Linked DNA regions of Homo sapiens: region 2 is linked to region 1. A link is a loop called in an ENCODE intact Hi-C map of the cell type or tissue named here. Cell type or tissue: endothelial cell of umbilical vein. All regions are shown on one strand.

Evidence for each region. Hi-C counts contacts between places; a loop is a spot of excess contacts. Peaks named below come from ENCODE experiments on the same cell type or tissue, not always from the same donor. Only the 100,000 strongest peaks of a DNase experiment are listed, where the experiment ranks them.
Region 2: a loop joins it to region 1, with 7 times the contacts of the local background. A loop is called at or near these places in 4 of 110 quality-filtered maps.

The regions. Positions count from the first base shown.
Region 1 is chr2:146,817,839-146,825,838 of GRCh38, reverse strand. No RefSeq gene overlaps it. Among named protein-coding and RNA genes, the nearest start is that of LINC01911, 16 kb to the left of the region's middle. RefSeq lists an enhancer at 3,885-4,496. In endothelial cell of umbilical vein, CTCF peaks have their summits at 3,732 and 3,931; DNase peaks (open chromatin) are centred at 3,858 and 4,958; H3K27ac peaks cover 3,021 bases.
Region 2 is chr2:146,871,412-146,879,411 of GRCh38, reverse strand. LINC01911 (long intergenic non-protein coding RNA 1911) reads right to left here. Exons shown (of 7, transcript NR_187170.1): 7 at 1,192-1,490. Among named protein-coding and RNA genes, the nearest start is that of LINC01911, 38 kb to the right of the region's middle. In endothelial cell of umbilical vein, no CTCF peak of the experiment used is centred here; a DNase peak (open chromatin) is centred at 4,921; H3K27ac peaks cover 1,479 bases.

The DNA.
Region 1 (8,000 bases):
TTGTTATTGCTTAATGTGATTCTGAATGTAGTATTCCTGGATTACTTTCTGTAAATTTTATGTTAATAATTTTAATTTGTACAACACTTTGACATGAGAATCATTCAATTTATGGTCATAATTCTTAAATTTATTTGTAATATATTTAATGTCAGGTAGATTTCATGCCAAAGACACACGAACAGACTTGAATGAAATAGTATCTTGGGGGATGGCTTTAGAGTCTAAGTCCTCTGGGAAAATCTGAGTAAGAAGAGAAATGTAGTTGCTGAAAGAGCTGTAGGAATCTGTTTTCTGACATAAATTTTCTAAAAGAATGTATAAATTCAGGAAAAATAATATAGGAAAAATAAAATATTAAAATATTCTATTTGGTTGTAACATGTTCTTAACTATTTTGGGGCCTGTAGCAAGCAAATTCTCTCATGGCCTCTAATAGTTTCCAACTCCTGGTATTCTTTTTTTTTTTTTGAGATGGTGTCTCACTCTGTCACCCAGGCTGGAGTGCAGTGGTGCCATCTTGGCTCACTACAAGCTCCGCCTCCCGGGTTCACGCCATTCTCCTGCCTCAGCCTCCCAAGTAGTTGGGACTACAGGCGTCCATCACCATGCCTGGCTAATTTTTTGTATTTTTAGTAGAGAAGGAGTTTCACCATGTTAGCCAGGATGGTCTCGATCTCCTGACCTCATGATCTACCCACCTCGGCCTCCCAAAGTGCTGGGATTACAGGTGTGAGCCACCGTGCCCGGCGCTCCTAGTATTCTTACTCTTGTGTAATCCCCTCCCCTCAAGTGTGGGCTAGCTCAGTGACTTGCTTCTAACCAATAGAAAAGAGTGAGATGGGATAGAATAGAATGGGATTTCTCTTCTGTGATTAGTTTAGAAGAAACTAACTTTCATCTTGATAGCTATAGTCTATGGTTAATAGCTTGGTAGTCTATAAAAGATTCTTCTTTATCCTGGCTGTCATATTTACCAAAAAGGGTAAATATCTTGCCATGTGGCAAGAAAATGAGGCTTCTGGCCAATAGCCTCCTAGGAACTGAGGCCCTTGGTCCCAGAGCACTTGAGGAACTGAAGTTTTGCAGACTTCTTGTAAGTAAGCACAAAGTGGATATTTACCCAGTTGAGCCTTCAGATGAGCCCCAGCCCTGGCTGATACTCTGATTGCAGCCTTGTGAGAGACCTTGAAACAAAGGACCCAGGTGCTTTTTTTTTTTTTTTTTTTTTTTTTTTTGAGACAGAGTTTCGCTATTGTTGCCTAGGTTGGTGTGCAGTGGTGTGATCCTGGCTCACTGTAACCTCCACCTCCTGGGTTCAAGTGATTCTCCTGCCTCAGCCTCCCGAGTAGCTAGGATTACAGGCATGTGCCACCACATCCAGCTAATTTTGTATTTTTACTTGAGATAGGGTTTCACCATGTTGGTCAGGCAAGTCTCAAACTCCTGACCAGCTGATTTTTGCACAAATTCCTGATCCACAGAAACTGGCCAACCAGCTGATTTTTGCACAAATTCCTGATCCACAGAAACTGTGGAATAAATGTTTTAAGCTGCTAAGTTTGTGCTAATTTATTACACAAAAATAGATAACTGATATAGGTCTTTTAATTTTAATTTTATTCATTTTGTAATTAATTTCTTCAGTATGGCATGGTCCAAAAAATGCATATTGTGTACTGTATATTTAAGCAAAATTCAGTGTAGAAGAAGAGGAATTGAGATAGAGCAGTAGTTCTCAACATTTCATGTGCATCAGCATCACTTGAAAGGCTTGTTAAAAATAGTTTTCTGCTCCTTTCCTCTAGGTTTTTGATTCATCAAGTCTTGAGTAGTTCCTGGGAATTCATAGTTCTAAAAAGTTCATAGATGTATTAGTTTCCTATTGCTGCCCTGACAAATTACCCAAAATTAAGTGATTGAAACAACACAAATTTATTATCGTATGATTCTGGAGATCAGAAGTCAGAAACAGGTCTGCCTGGACCAAAATAAAGGTGTTCTCTTTCTGGGTGCTCTAGGGGAGACTTTGTCTCTGTATTAGTCCATTTTCATGCTGCTGATAAAGACATACCCAAGACTGGGCAAATTACAAAAGAAAGAGGTTTAATTGGACTTACATTTCCACATGGCTGGAGAAGCCTCACAATCATGAGTGAGGGCAAGAAAAAGCAAGTCATCTCTTACATGAATGGCAGCAGGCAAAGAAAGAGCTTATACAAGGGAACTTCTCTTTTTAAAACCATCAGATCTTATGAGACCTATGTACCATCTCAAGAACAGCATGAGAAAGACTTGCTCCCGTGATTCATTTACCTCCCACCAGGTCCCTTCTACAACACATGGGAACTCCAGAAGAGATTTGGGTGTGGACACAGCCATACCATATCAGTCTCCATGCCTCTTCCAGCTTCTAGACACTGTCTGCATTCTTTGGCTCATGCTTCCTTCCACTGTCTTCAAAGTGTCTTCATCAAAGTAGCATCTTCAAATATTAATATCTTTCTGACTCTGACCCCTGACTCTCCTGCCTTTGTCTTTCACTTATAAAGACTCTTGTGCTTACAATGGACTCATCTGGATAATTCAAGATGCTCTTTCCCTCTCAAGACCCTTAATATAATCACATCGGCAAAGTCCCGTTTGCCATGTAAGGTAACATATTCACAAGTTTCCAGGAATCAATTGTGGATATTTTTGTGGAGCCATTATTCTGCCTGCCACACGAGGCAATGTTAATGCTGTTGGCCCAGAGACCACCCTGTGCGTATCACCAATTATAGATCGCTGTAAGAACCAAGCTCTCTCTGTCTTGGATTCTGTTTGCCTCAGCATGCCTTCCCCTTAGCCTTATCATCCAAAGATTCTACAGAAGTGATTCTCTTTGTGTGGACTGGAAGTTCCTTGGTACTCATATATATCCCACAAGGAGTTTCACTTGACTATAGGAAATTTTGTGCTGTGTTGATGGCAGCTGAAATGCTAATCTATCAGACCACTTGTTATGGTTTTTAATTTTATCTATGTTTTACCACAGCAAAAATCTTTTCTTTGATTATATGATATTTTGCCTTCTTCTGAGTTAGGCAAATTCCAAAATAGGTTTTGAAGCTCTCTAAAGTGTTTCCAGGATTAAATGAGTTTCAAAGATCACACCACTTAAAGCAGGAATGATAATATGCTAGAATTATCTACTATAAACCCTTTCCTCACATTTTTATCTTTTATTTTCCTAAAAGACTTTATTTTTTCCTCTAGTGTGTACATGTGAATGTGGGTATTTATTCTGGCATTTAAATATGCCTTGACTGTAAAAATGATTGTCTCTAGGAGAGGTATAATTGTTGTTGGTCAGTTAAGCTGATTAACACTGAAGGTTTAAAAATAAATATATTATCTGCCCTGATATGTCACCTTATGTAATAGCACAGTTTTAGACTTTATGGTGTATGTGTGTCTATGTCCATATCACAACATATCCCCTATCTGAAAGGGCAGGAAATATGTTTTTAAATTTAATGTCTACCTATTTTCCCTCCTAGCATGCTCAGAGGCTATTGTGGTTTTAACCTCTATTAGGAATTCTTTCTCAATTGACTCACACATGGTATTGTTAAAAATTTCAGGGAGTTTGCCACATTTTGTCTGGGAGAATTAGGGATGTTAAGGGTTAAAAAGGACTCTAGAATCTTAATATGTGCCGTAATGTATTACTGTTTTATGATCAGCTATTACATGTAGTTATGGAGTTAAATTTCCACACTTTGTTAAGTGAGCCCTTTGGTAATCTTCTATCAGTCTTTATATTCCAGAATATTTATAATCCCTTTGGGTATAAACACTTTATTCATTTCTTCCTCTGAGTCATGCTCCCATACCAATACAGCAGCAGATGTCCGAGACAATGTGGTCTCATTTGCACCCCTGTGTTCAACACTGGTAGTGGTTGCTATCTGGGAGAAAAAAAAAAAAATTAGCCACATTTTACTCTCAACTTGTATCAGTAATTTGGGTTTTCATGAGTTTGGTGTGTTGGTTCTTTATGCATGGCATAAAAATAAAAAGTACAAGTTCTTTCTATTTTTTTCCAAACGAAAGATAAATTGGATTTAGAAGCTCATGCCTAACTAAATGCTTTTGTCCACAGACCTGCTAACAATGGAAAATACCTAAGAATAGAAGGGAAATAAAAATAAATGGACCTCATTAAAACTTCTAAGGGATACCTGTGGCTATTTGACTTCCTCCCATACAGGGGGGTAAAGTTCAAAAAGTACAGAAAGTCCCAGGCTGTTGTCAACAAAACTATCACAAGACATTTTTGGAGGATTTTAGGTTTGTCATGTCTAAATTAACTTTTGAATGAAAAATAAATTTTTGTTAACTTTATTTTAACAGAAGATTGTATAATAAACCTGCAAAACCAATCATTCACAATATAAGACTCTTCAAAGGAGAAGGGGTTATGAGTGTGTATAAAATCTGTCTTCTGATTTTTTAACAAATATTTTTGCCAAATTTAGCTTTGTTGCTCTGAATTCATTGATTCTATTGCTATTTTTCAAATGAGTCAGTATACGTAATTTTAGATTTTTTTCAATTTAAAATAAATACATTTTAGGGAAGTTTCCCAGCTTGTGAAGTTGTAGATGTTACTGTGAAATAGTTGTCATTTTCTATTGCTAAAACTAATATCAATACGTTTACTTTAAAAATCAATGCTTTTATGAAATGCCAGAATTATAGATGTGCTTATATATTGTAACACTAGTAAAAGAGACTCAGTAATGTACATTTATTACCCTCTTTCTATTACATTCAAAGCAGATATTTTCTGAATATTTTTTAGATTTAAAGACACTTGCTCCTCCTGAATTATTTTAGTCCATCTCCAGGGAGTTCTTCTGTTGCCGACTTATCGGATGTGAGACAATTTACATGCTATAAAAATAAGTGAAAGTAATGTGATGTGTCAGATTTCTAGTGGCGTATGAGTCATCATCCTGTTGGCATGGCATGAAGTTTCACAGAAAAACAATCTTTTATTATATTATTGCTGAAAATTAATTAAAATTAAAGCCTTTTTTAAAAAAGAAAAAACATGATAGATTTAATTCCTAACTAAAAATGAAAAGCTTCTTTTGTCTCTTATTATGCATTTATATGAAAATTGTTCTTCCTCTCTCTATTACTTATTAGTTAATATATATTTGTTAAGCATTTGCTATGGATAAGATTGGGCACTCGGTAATGAAATTGCAAGGAGTAATAGATAACCAATAATCTGGCCAGGCGCGGTGGCTCACGCCTGTAATCCCAGCACTTTAGGCGGGCGGATCACAAGGTCAGGAGATCGAGACCATCCTGGCTAACACGGTGAAAACCCATCTCTACTAAAAATACCAAAAAAAAAAAAAAAAAAAAAAAGAGCCAGGCGTAGTGGCAGGCGCTTTTAGTCCCACCTACTCGGGAGGCTGAGGCAGGAGAATGACGTGAACCCGGAAGGCGGAGCTTGCAGTGAGCTGAGATCGCGCCACTGCACTCTAACCTGGGCGACAGAGCGAGACTCTGTCTCAAAAAAAAAAAAAAAAAAATAGATAACCAAGAATCTATAGATTGTAACTGATCATTGACTAAAGAAATGATACACATATCAAGAGTGCTAAGAAAGTTGAAGGAAAAAGAGAAAATATCCAACTAGGGTTTAGATGGAAAGCTTAAAAAGATTCCAGCAAAGAAACCACCACTTGAATGTAATATAATAATACAAGAACAGGCAGAGAACAAAAAAATGCACAGCTAATATTTACCCTACTTCTACTATGGGCATTAAGCCACATTAGGAGACTAAAGAAAATGTTATCTATTTATATTGACACATTTTCTTCCAAAAAGTTAAAATTATCAGTAAGTCCACTTAAATAATGGATTCACATTTAATATTGTTAATGATAACCCTTTCTTTAACTGTAAATTATGCTTTTTGCTTTGAATTAATGATAATATGCAGATATTGGTAAGACAAATTTTTAAATTTAATCTTTATCTCAATTTTCCAAATGTATATTGTAGTGTGTCGTTTGAAATATTTATGTATAAAGTATGTATAGATTATAATGATGAGCATAAATACTTAGAAATAAGTAAATATGCATATATTAGCATGTGTGTGCTAAAAAATATTTTACTGATAAATGGAGAATGATCATAATAATTTGGTTCTTTTTCCAAAGCAAAAGACATGCTTCTTTTCCCAACATTAGTCAAACCTCTCTTATCATTCAGCTCTTTCAGAAAGCTCAAACTTCTTAATACCTTGCTAGATTACAAGCGAATTGATTGCTGTCTATCACCATTTCGTAGGATATATGAGGTGTTCTTAAAGCCATGGCTCCTAAAGCCCTTCTCCCTAAAATGTTCATGACCTTAATTGGCCTACAGATAATTTATATTTTATACTATATTAACTATTTATTCGTGCTGTCTTATATCCTCCAAAGGTCTGTCCACAGACCTAACAATTCAGTCTGCAAAATGTTAGAGATGAAGAGCTGAGTCACTGGAGCTTTGTGGACAGTTATAGTTAATAATGAGAATTCACAAACACATGTACATTTTAATACCGATGAAGCTCTATAGTAGTTTGTTTCCTGCACAAGTCATTGCTTTCTCTTGTACAAATGCACAACTTTTCAGTTGGGCATAATTACAGAGGGAAGGGATCAACATGTGATGCATGTGATAGAAACTACCGCGCTATCATTTCCTGAACATCTATTTTATGTAACATAGTTAATGATGACAGTGAAATGGCAAAATATCCCTTTTTACTATGTGCAAGGTTGGAACTTCGTATCCATGTATTGTGTATGTTTAAAAGGACATGTGGTTGTCTGGGCACAGTGGCTCACGCCTGTAATCCCAGCACTTTGGGAGGCCCAGGCGGATCACGAGGTCAGGAGATCGAGACCATCCTGGCTAACACGGTGAAACCCCGTCTCTATTAAAAATACAAAAAATTAGTCAGGCATGGTGGCAGGCACCTGTAGTCCCAGCTACTTGGGAGGCTGAGGCAGGAGAATGGTGTGAACCCAGGAGGTGGAGCTTGCAGTGAGCTGAGATCACACCACTGCACTCCAGCCTGGGTGACAGAGGGAGACTCTGTCTCAAAAAAATAAACAGAAACAAAAACAAAAAAAAAGGACATGTGAACAGTGTTTCCAGGAGACTGAGGCAGAAGCTGTACCAGGGTAGTAGATCCCTCAGCTTGATCTGGGAAATGTAAAAATCTCAGGCACCACACGACATTTCCTGAACCAGAACCTCAAGAAGCAGGGCCCAGGAATCTGCATTTCAACAAGCTCTCAGATGATTCTTATGTACACTAAAGTTTGGGAAGCACTTCTCGAAAAGAAATAGTGATTTAGGTTGCCACTTCAGAATAGACATGAAATTTTTCAGAATTCTCCAGGAAACTATGTCAAAGGGTTCTTATGAGCCTCCATGACTCACTGATGCATTTTAAAGCTGAAAATGAGTTATTCACATACTATTTCACAGCAGTGAAGAATGACACTGATTTCTCAAATTGGTGGCAAATAAATCCAAATCAAACTGTATTTTGTGGAAATATATTTGATGAACAAATAAAATACAAAAATGGTTAAGTGTGAACCATGAAGAGAAGCAGATTAGTCTGTATTAATTACCACAGCTATGATAAAATAATGGGCTGGATAGTGATGCTTAACTAAAGCCACTTATGCTTTTGTTTTTCTCTCAAAGAAGAAAACCATACCTCTTCTGAGAAAAGTGAGTCCAGATACCAGATTTATAGGAGGGACAAGAAGGCCTTAGTAATGAGACATCTAAAAATTAAATCAATAGGAGTTAAATATTTTCAAAACTAATTTTGTCAGTACTTTTCATAAAAATACAAGCCCAAGCTTGTTTACGTGTGAATCAGGTTTAGCTTGTTAATTGGTATTTGGCATTTCTTT
Region 2 (8,000 bases), 54 kb before region 1:
GATATCGATGTTGCAGGTCACCTTCTGAAAAGCCATCTCTTGATCCCTCTCAGGTAATGTTAATTACCTCCTTTTTTGCACAAACAAAGTAGGCACTGCTCTTGTTATATTGTACTTTCCAAAGTACGACTCATTCTTTCAAACGTTTATGTCTCATGCTTGAGTCTTTCTAAAAATTAATATCTCTATTCTTGGCACAATATATACTTGCCAAATATTTATTGAATTAAAAGCTTTCCAGTAACATAATGCCAATAACATAGAGGAAACTTACAAAACAAGCTATCCTTAGAAAATGAAAAATAAAAAAATGGCCAAAGGATTACTGGCCCTTTGATAATGGTTCCTTAGTATCTGCACAGAATAAAGAGGGAAGTGACAATTACAGCTTTACTTGGGAATTCTAGATTCAGCCATTTACTAAAATACTTTCATTTTATACATCTGTATTTCCTAATACATAATATATAATGTAGATATAGATCTATATTTCATATATCTATATGTATACACATGCATATATGTTCATATGTATACATTATGTGTATATATGCATGCATGCATGTGTATTATATATATAATATCAGTGATCTCTCTTTTTCTATACATATGCATTTTTAGTTGATGGGGTATCTGTAAAAATGCTGTGCTTCTGCCAGCCTAGCTTTCCAAACAGGTCTCATAGAAACAAATGAAATAATCAAAACAACTCCTGTCCCTCCTTCAGCCACACTATTAGTTACCTGTTGAGTAATTTATTTTGCTGAAGATTTCGGAATCCTAAGGTTTAGAAATGAACAATAAATAGATAATCTATAGAACAAATCATACAATAAAGTTGATAATTTAAAAGAAGAAAAGTACCCAGAATATTTCTACTTAAAGGTAAGCTTTTCATATCTTAGGGCATTTTACTTTGTTTTGTTTCACTCTGAAGATCCACAGCTAGCCTTCAAAGGTTTGTGGGCCCCATTGAAATCATATGCTACATTTTGCAATATGTACATTTTTCTTAGGAAAGGTTTCTGGCCTTTTTTATGTAAAATTAAACTTTCAAGATCTACACCCTTCAAATGTTCTATTTTGTCCATTTAATGTGTTAGACAGTAGGATAAATATTTGATAAGGATAGTAAATATAGTAATACTTTACATATAGATAATAATTTCAAATTATTCACATCTCCGTATCTTTTTGACAACTCTAAGAAGTAGAGTATTTTTAATATTCATTTTGATAATGAAGAAATTGAAATTCAGATATCAAGCATCTTGCATAAATGAGTTTTTACATGGTAGACAACGAAACCATTTCTCCCATCTTCAAATCTGCAACTCATCTCAGTAGGCTTGTTCCTTGCCCCACCAGTCTTGTGCTCTTCAGGAATTTCTCTTCCTCCATCTGTTTTCCCATACACATGAGCATGATCAGTTCTTGAACAGCTTGTCCAAATGCTCCCTGTCCCACTTCCTACCATGGTTCCAGGTCTTCTGAGCGTAGAAGAAAAAACAGATCAACAGAATTGATATTTTGAGCTGGCAATCTGGAAGTCAGAATGGTCACACTTCATTGTTGGGTCACAGTAGTGGCACAGAGGAGTGCAAACATAATTATCAGAAAGAGCTTTGTACTGGAAATTCGGAGGCAGAGGTACAAGAAAAGGAGTGAACTTAGAATAAAGCAGGCAGGAGAAAGGCAAAGAGAGATATGTCAGCTGGTGTCATGGACCTAGGCTCAAATAGAAAAGATTCCTTTTCAGCACTAGAATTGTAAAACCTTACTAATGCTGGGAGAGCCTGTTCCCAGTAGCTTTTAGTGACTCTGTCTCTATCAGTAACTACTCTTTAAATCATCCTCCCTAGACAAAAGAAATGCATCAAAGGAAGGAGTAAAGAAGTTGAGGCCAAAACAGTCCATCTGACCCAACTCCCTAGGGAAATCTAAAGCATCTTAACTCTGCAGTGCCACCTTTATACTGCATGGATTCTAGTCCATTGAATCTTTGCAAGCCAAAACCATCTTTATTATTTTTCTCACGCAAACCTGACATCCTTTATCAGACTGGGAACATAAGTGTTTCTTCCTTCCTCCTCTTCATCCTCTTCCTGGAAGCTTTCACCTACCAAAACTAACAAAAACTTTTGCAATGTAATTTAAGCCTGAGAAGAGATAATACTGTGTTATGGTTCCTGAGGACCTGAGATATATCTCATTCATTCTTACTGTTTGCATTAAGAAATTGAGGTCCAGAAATATCACATCACCTAATTGGAGGTAGATGCCTTGGGCCTTTGGATCCCTGGCTCAGACCCACCCCCTCTGTACTGTGAAATGTTCAGTACATACATTGTCAATAATATTGCTTAACTGACTGACAGGAAAGGAAGTTAGTCACTGCTACTTATTCTTGGTATTAAGTTCAATATATGTATTCTATTTATCTAGAAACATAAATAAATTCAGAACCCCTTGGTACTTATTTTTCATATCAGTGCATGCATGCAGCAGATTAACCAAGTCAATATTTATCCCTACTTCAGACCATTTAGTTTTCTGTCTTACCAAGACAAGCATTGTGATTGGGCATATCCTAGGATACAAGAAGTTTCCACAAATCTATAGATATTCCCCACCACTAAGGGAACAATACACTTTGTAAACAAATGCTGTTTGTGTCTATGAGGACATGCAAAGCACTACAATGTACCTATCAGGGTATCTCAACACTCTTCCCTGCTTAGTCTCAGAGTCCTAGACATTGGTGGTGAAGAAAGGATGGAGACAGGAGAGAGAATGGACAATGTTAAGTGATACCTGAATTGACCTGTAAAGTCAGAGCAGATTTCAAAGAAAAATTGCAAAGCTAGTGAAGTTTCTCTTTGGAATTTTTATTCATTTCCAGATGTCTATTTTAATCAATAAGAAAACTTCTTGTCTGCTGAACTACTGGGGTGCTGATCCCAAATGGGTTTCTGGCTGACCTGAACCTCACTTTCTCTGGCATGTAGCATTGAGGAGAGAGCAAAGGTTTTGCAGTCCTCTCTTTGCTCTGCTAAGATAACCGGCACTGTTCCATTTGGGAACCGTTGGGAACAGCATTTGTCCAGCGCTGGGAGAGATGGCCTTCCCAACCTCAATTTCTCAATGATAGACATGGAACATAATTTGTAACTCTAAGCCACTGAAATTTTGTATCCGTGTGTTACAAAATCCTAAGCATAAATTAGCCTTTCCTAACTAATACATTCCTCCCCGCTTTTTCCCCTCCTAGTAAAAAATTAATGGAGTTCTGTTTATGGAACAGGAGATTAGAAAGTCACTCATTGTCTTGGTCGGCTCAGGACACTATAGCAAAATACCATATCCTGGGTGGTTTAAACAACAGACATTTATTTCTCACAGTTCTGGAGACTGGAAGCCCAAGTTCAAGATACCAGCGTATCTGGTTCCTGGTGAGAGCCTTTTTCCTGGCTTATAGACAGCTGCAGGGCTGGGGTGAAGATCTTGTGTTTCTTCATTTCCTTATAGTGGCAGTAATCCCATCATGAGGGTCCCACTTTCAGGACCTAATCTAAACTCAATTACCTCCCAAGAGCCCTACTTCCAAATACTATCACGTTGGGAGATAGGGCTTCTATATATGAATTTTCTGGACACATTCAGTCCATAACACCTACATATTACAACTAGTAATACAGGCAGAATGAACAGTGGCATTCTAACACCAATTTAGTTGAAGGTAAAGCAGTGCATCCTATTAAAAGCAAACCTGGTGAAATGAGAGGGAAGAATGAGTGAGTGGTTCTTCCATTTAGAGGTGGCTGAGGGGCACAGTGCATAAGAGAAATGATGTTATGTGACATTTCCTATATTGGCATTTCATCCCAATCTCTACTAGATTAACAACCCTGAAAAATTTTCTCAACTTCCCTGAGCCTCAGTTTCCTCATCTGTTAAAAATATATATATATTTCTCATATTGTTGTTAGGGGGATTAAATGAGATAACACATATAAAATACCTAGCATAATGCTTGGAGATTAGCAGTACATTTAATAAATAGAACAATTATTTTTATATTTTTATTCTAACAGTTTTTTCATCTCATCTCAATTCCTGTCTGATTACAGCCATGCATGCTTCAGCAGTGTAAAAATAATTATTTTCATTCATTTGAATGGCTTACCACTTTTGCCTAATGATGTGTAGCACAATAGCTGTTATACATATCATTAAATATGTGTCTGATTAATCTTATTATAATTTTAATTGCAACATGAAATTCCTCTCATGCATACTCAGCCATCAAAGGCTGTTGTTCATGAAACATGGCTGGCTACTGTCAACCTGAAAGAATTACAGGGAACATTGATCACATATAGTATATATCATAGACCTAAGAACAGCCTTGCACAAAGGACAGAAAACAAATTTGGGAGTCATATACACCAAGAACTGAAAGCTTTACCCAACCACTGTAATTTATTCAACTTTCTTCTGAGAGTTTTTCTCTGAAAAATGTGGCCAGTGATACCCACCATGTAGGATCTTGTGAGGAATCGAGATATTTTATGTAAGGTGATCAACAAGGACCTTGGAACACAATAGACAGTTAATTATATTAGATATTACTACTTTCATACTTTTGGACTTTAACTTGGAAGGGACTTCCAGAAGCCCATAGTATTAACCACCTCTGCTTCAAAGGCGAGATGTTGTCACCTCCCCCACTCTCATTTTCTACAAACACAGGGTATAAGACACCAGCATGATTTGCCCAAGGTTAGGCAGCTTGCAAGTGAAGGAGGTAGAAGCTGAGCCAGCAGTGGGTGCCCCACCTCTTCCTTTACTTCCTTCTTTCACTCAGCTCATGCCCGTGGTTGGCGAAACAACCCAAAGCACACATTCTTCTGGTGCTGAGTCAGTGGCATCCTGTGCCTTCCCAAAGAGAGGAAGCACATTTGAGTCAGGAGGAAATGGAATTGCCAAGTAGGAAAAGAAATCCGAGAACAGAGGACAGCCGACCTGTTCTGTGCTATAAATGTGGCAAAAAGCCACATTAAAGTGGTTCTGTAGACTCAGTAATCTTGAGAAAATTAAAATCTGTCAGTATCTGAATCTACATTCCTCCTTCAGGAAGGAAACTAGAATGACTTCTTGTTAATAAGAACCTGTCTTCATAAGGCCTAAACCCCAAGTTTCCCAGGAGACCTGGCCCTCCCTTTGGCTGTCATCCCTGAATACTTTCTTTATCATTTAGGTCTCCTTCACCTGAGTCTGACTCAGTGTACAGATGGAGCAAGGAATCTGAGCTGTCCCAGATGCTGGCTGCACACTGTCATTGTAGTAGTGGCTGCTCATTCAAGGACCCCATCTAACACGTGCAGTCCCATCTCAGAATGGGTAGCTGCTTTCTCAGAAGGTTTAGTGCTGGTGCATAAACCTTGACTCAGAGCCCTATGAGGCTGATAGAAAAGTCAGACTTGACTACTCGATTTCTTTCCTTTCCATTATCACTGTGACCTAGTTTTCTCTCCAAAGCCATGGGGACAGTGTGTTAATGGTGGTTTGAACCTTGGCATAGTATCTCACTGGGAGGTGAGTCACTTTTCTTCTCAGGTGTTCCAATGAAACGGTCATTGCAAGGATGAAATAAAAGACTATGGCTGAATAGACTAGATATACATTAGGTATGAGGAAAATGATACTGTGCCTTTATTTGCTGCAAAATAAAAGCTAAGTTTAGAGAAAGAGCTATAATAAATATAAATATTTCTGATAATTTCAAACTGATAGGGTTAAAGATAGAGGAGAGTGCTACTTCCCCATCATGTTGAATATCTCATTTTCTATAACCATTACTTAAAATTTATGATGAATTTATGAAAAAAAATTTAAAGTTTATATGGAGAAGCAGTGAGACTTTAGAGAGTAATTAATATATATATATTAGGTATTCATTTCCATTTTAATTGAAATGACTTTTCATACATCAGGAAAACCTTTAATAAAGGAAGCAAAACTAGACGTTTGACATGACACTTTGTTGATGAATTCGGAGTATTGAAGCAATTTGAGGGTAAATATTTTTCTGGTTATGATAGAATCAAGTTGTGATTTTTCTGGTTATGAACTTGTGGTTTGGAAGATTAAGAGCTTTGTTGCCAGAGAAGTTGTTTTTCATCAGCTTGGGCAGTTTTGTTGGGTTCTTCAGTAAGGTCCTGGCAAAAGCCAGTCTCATGATTAAAGCTGAAAATCCCATGATGCTCCATGAATTTTTTAAACCTAAATATATTCATAATAATAAACACATGGTATCTCAATGTCCTTCATAACAATTTTGGAGAAGTGGGGAAGCAGTTAACTTCTTTTTGTCTGCATTAAGTGTCAATGAAGGAGAAAATGGGCTTTTATATAGGTTCTATAAGCTGGAAGTTCTGAAGCATTTTCTATAAGTCATATCATCTATACTACTAAGAGTTCAATATGTTATGTGTACAATTTGTTTATATCAATATACCCACGTATAACACCATTGATGCCACGAAGAGTTAGAAAAAGTAACACTGTGGAAATGTTAGTGTGAGCCAGTATTGCCTGTTTGTATGGCTTGATGATTTCAAGCCTATCTGGCACATAAGCCATATGGGGCTATTCCTGGAATGTGATTTCCATTTGGGCTCAGTCCTATGACTAGCTGATAAGGGCTGTGGAAATGTATATGAGAGGAAATTTGTAGCTGTTATACCCTCATCTAGATAATCAAATTGAGGCACCTATAGATGAATAGCTCCAAGTTCTGTCTACCTTGCAGACTACTGAGGAAGATGAAATGTCAGTAAGTGGACCCATACAGTTCAAACCTGTGTTGTTCAAGGGTCACCTGTATAGTACTTGCAGTTTTCTGGAAAGTGTGTTAAGTTTCATGTTGAAAAAGTATTGTTGCTGCATAACCATCCAGGTACAATTCTTACCATGTTCTCTTGTTTCTTTAAATTAAATGAAAACTTTCACAAACTCCTTCCCTTATCTCATAGCCCAATTTTCAGGAAGTCTAGAATTTTGCTCTTGTCTCATTTGCCCTCATTTTACCAATGAGGAGACAGTTTCATAGCATGAGAGGGATAACTGCTGAGTTAGGTTAACAAAAATTATTGACATAAGAGAAGGCCCTTGGGAACAGTGACAGGATTGTTACTTAGACCTTCTTTTCTTGGGTCATTATGAACTTGAAAAGGAAATCTATGTTCCATCTCTCTTGTTTGTGTTCTTAAGAGTGAAGCAAGGAGATTTAATACTTAAAAAAAATGCTGGAATAGGGCATACCTACTGTATGTCAGGCACTGAACTTGTGCTAAGGATACAGCTGTGAAAAAGACAAACATAATTTACATTCTCAAATGCCACTGTGAAAAGATAAGCGAACAAATAAGTGGTGAATACGTTGGGGACTAGTTCTTCCATTGCAAAATTACTACTATGGGAACTTACAGCAAAACAGCTAAAGTACAGTAAGGTTATCTTTTATAAAATTAACCAGAAATAACTACAGAATTTTGGAGTTGTAGGTTGGGCGCCGTGGCTCACACCTGTAATCCAAGCACTTTGGGAGGCCGAGGCAGGTGGATCACCTGAGGTCAGGAGTTCGACACCAGCCTGGCCAACATGATGAAACCCCGTCTCCACTAAAAATACAAAAATTAGCCAAGCATGGTGGTGGGCACCTGTAATCCCAGCTACTCAGGAGGCTGAGGCAGGAGAATCACTTAAACCTGGGAGACAGAGGTTTTAATGAGCCAAGATCATGCCATTGTACTCTAGCCTGTGCAACAAGAGTGAGACTCCACCTCAAAAAAAAAAAAAAAAAAAAAAAAAAAAAGGAGAAGAAGAAATTTGGAGTTGTAGACACCCTTTGTGAGAGGCTTTGGACAGATATAGAATCTCTGGCCTGTTTAGGAAAAGAAGGGACATCAGTTTCCTACTACTTAACAAATGACTAC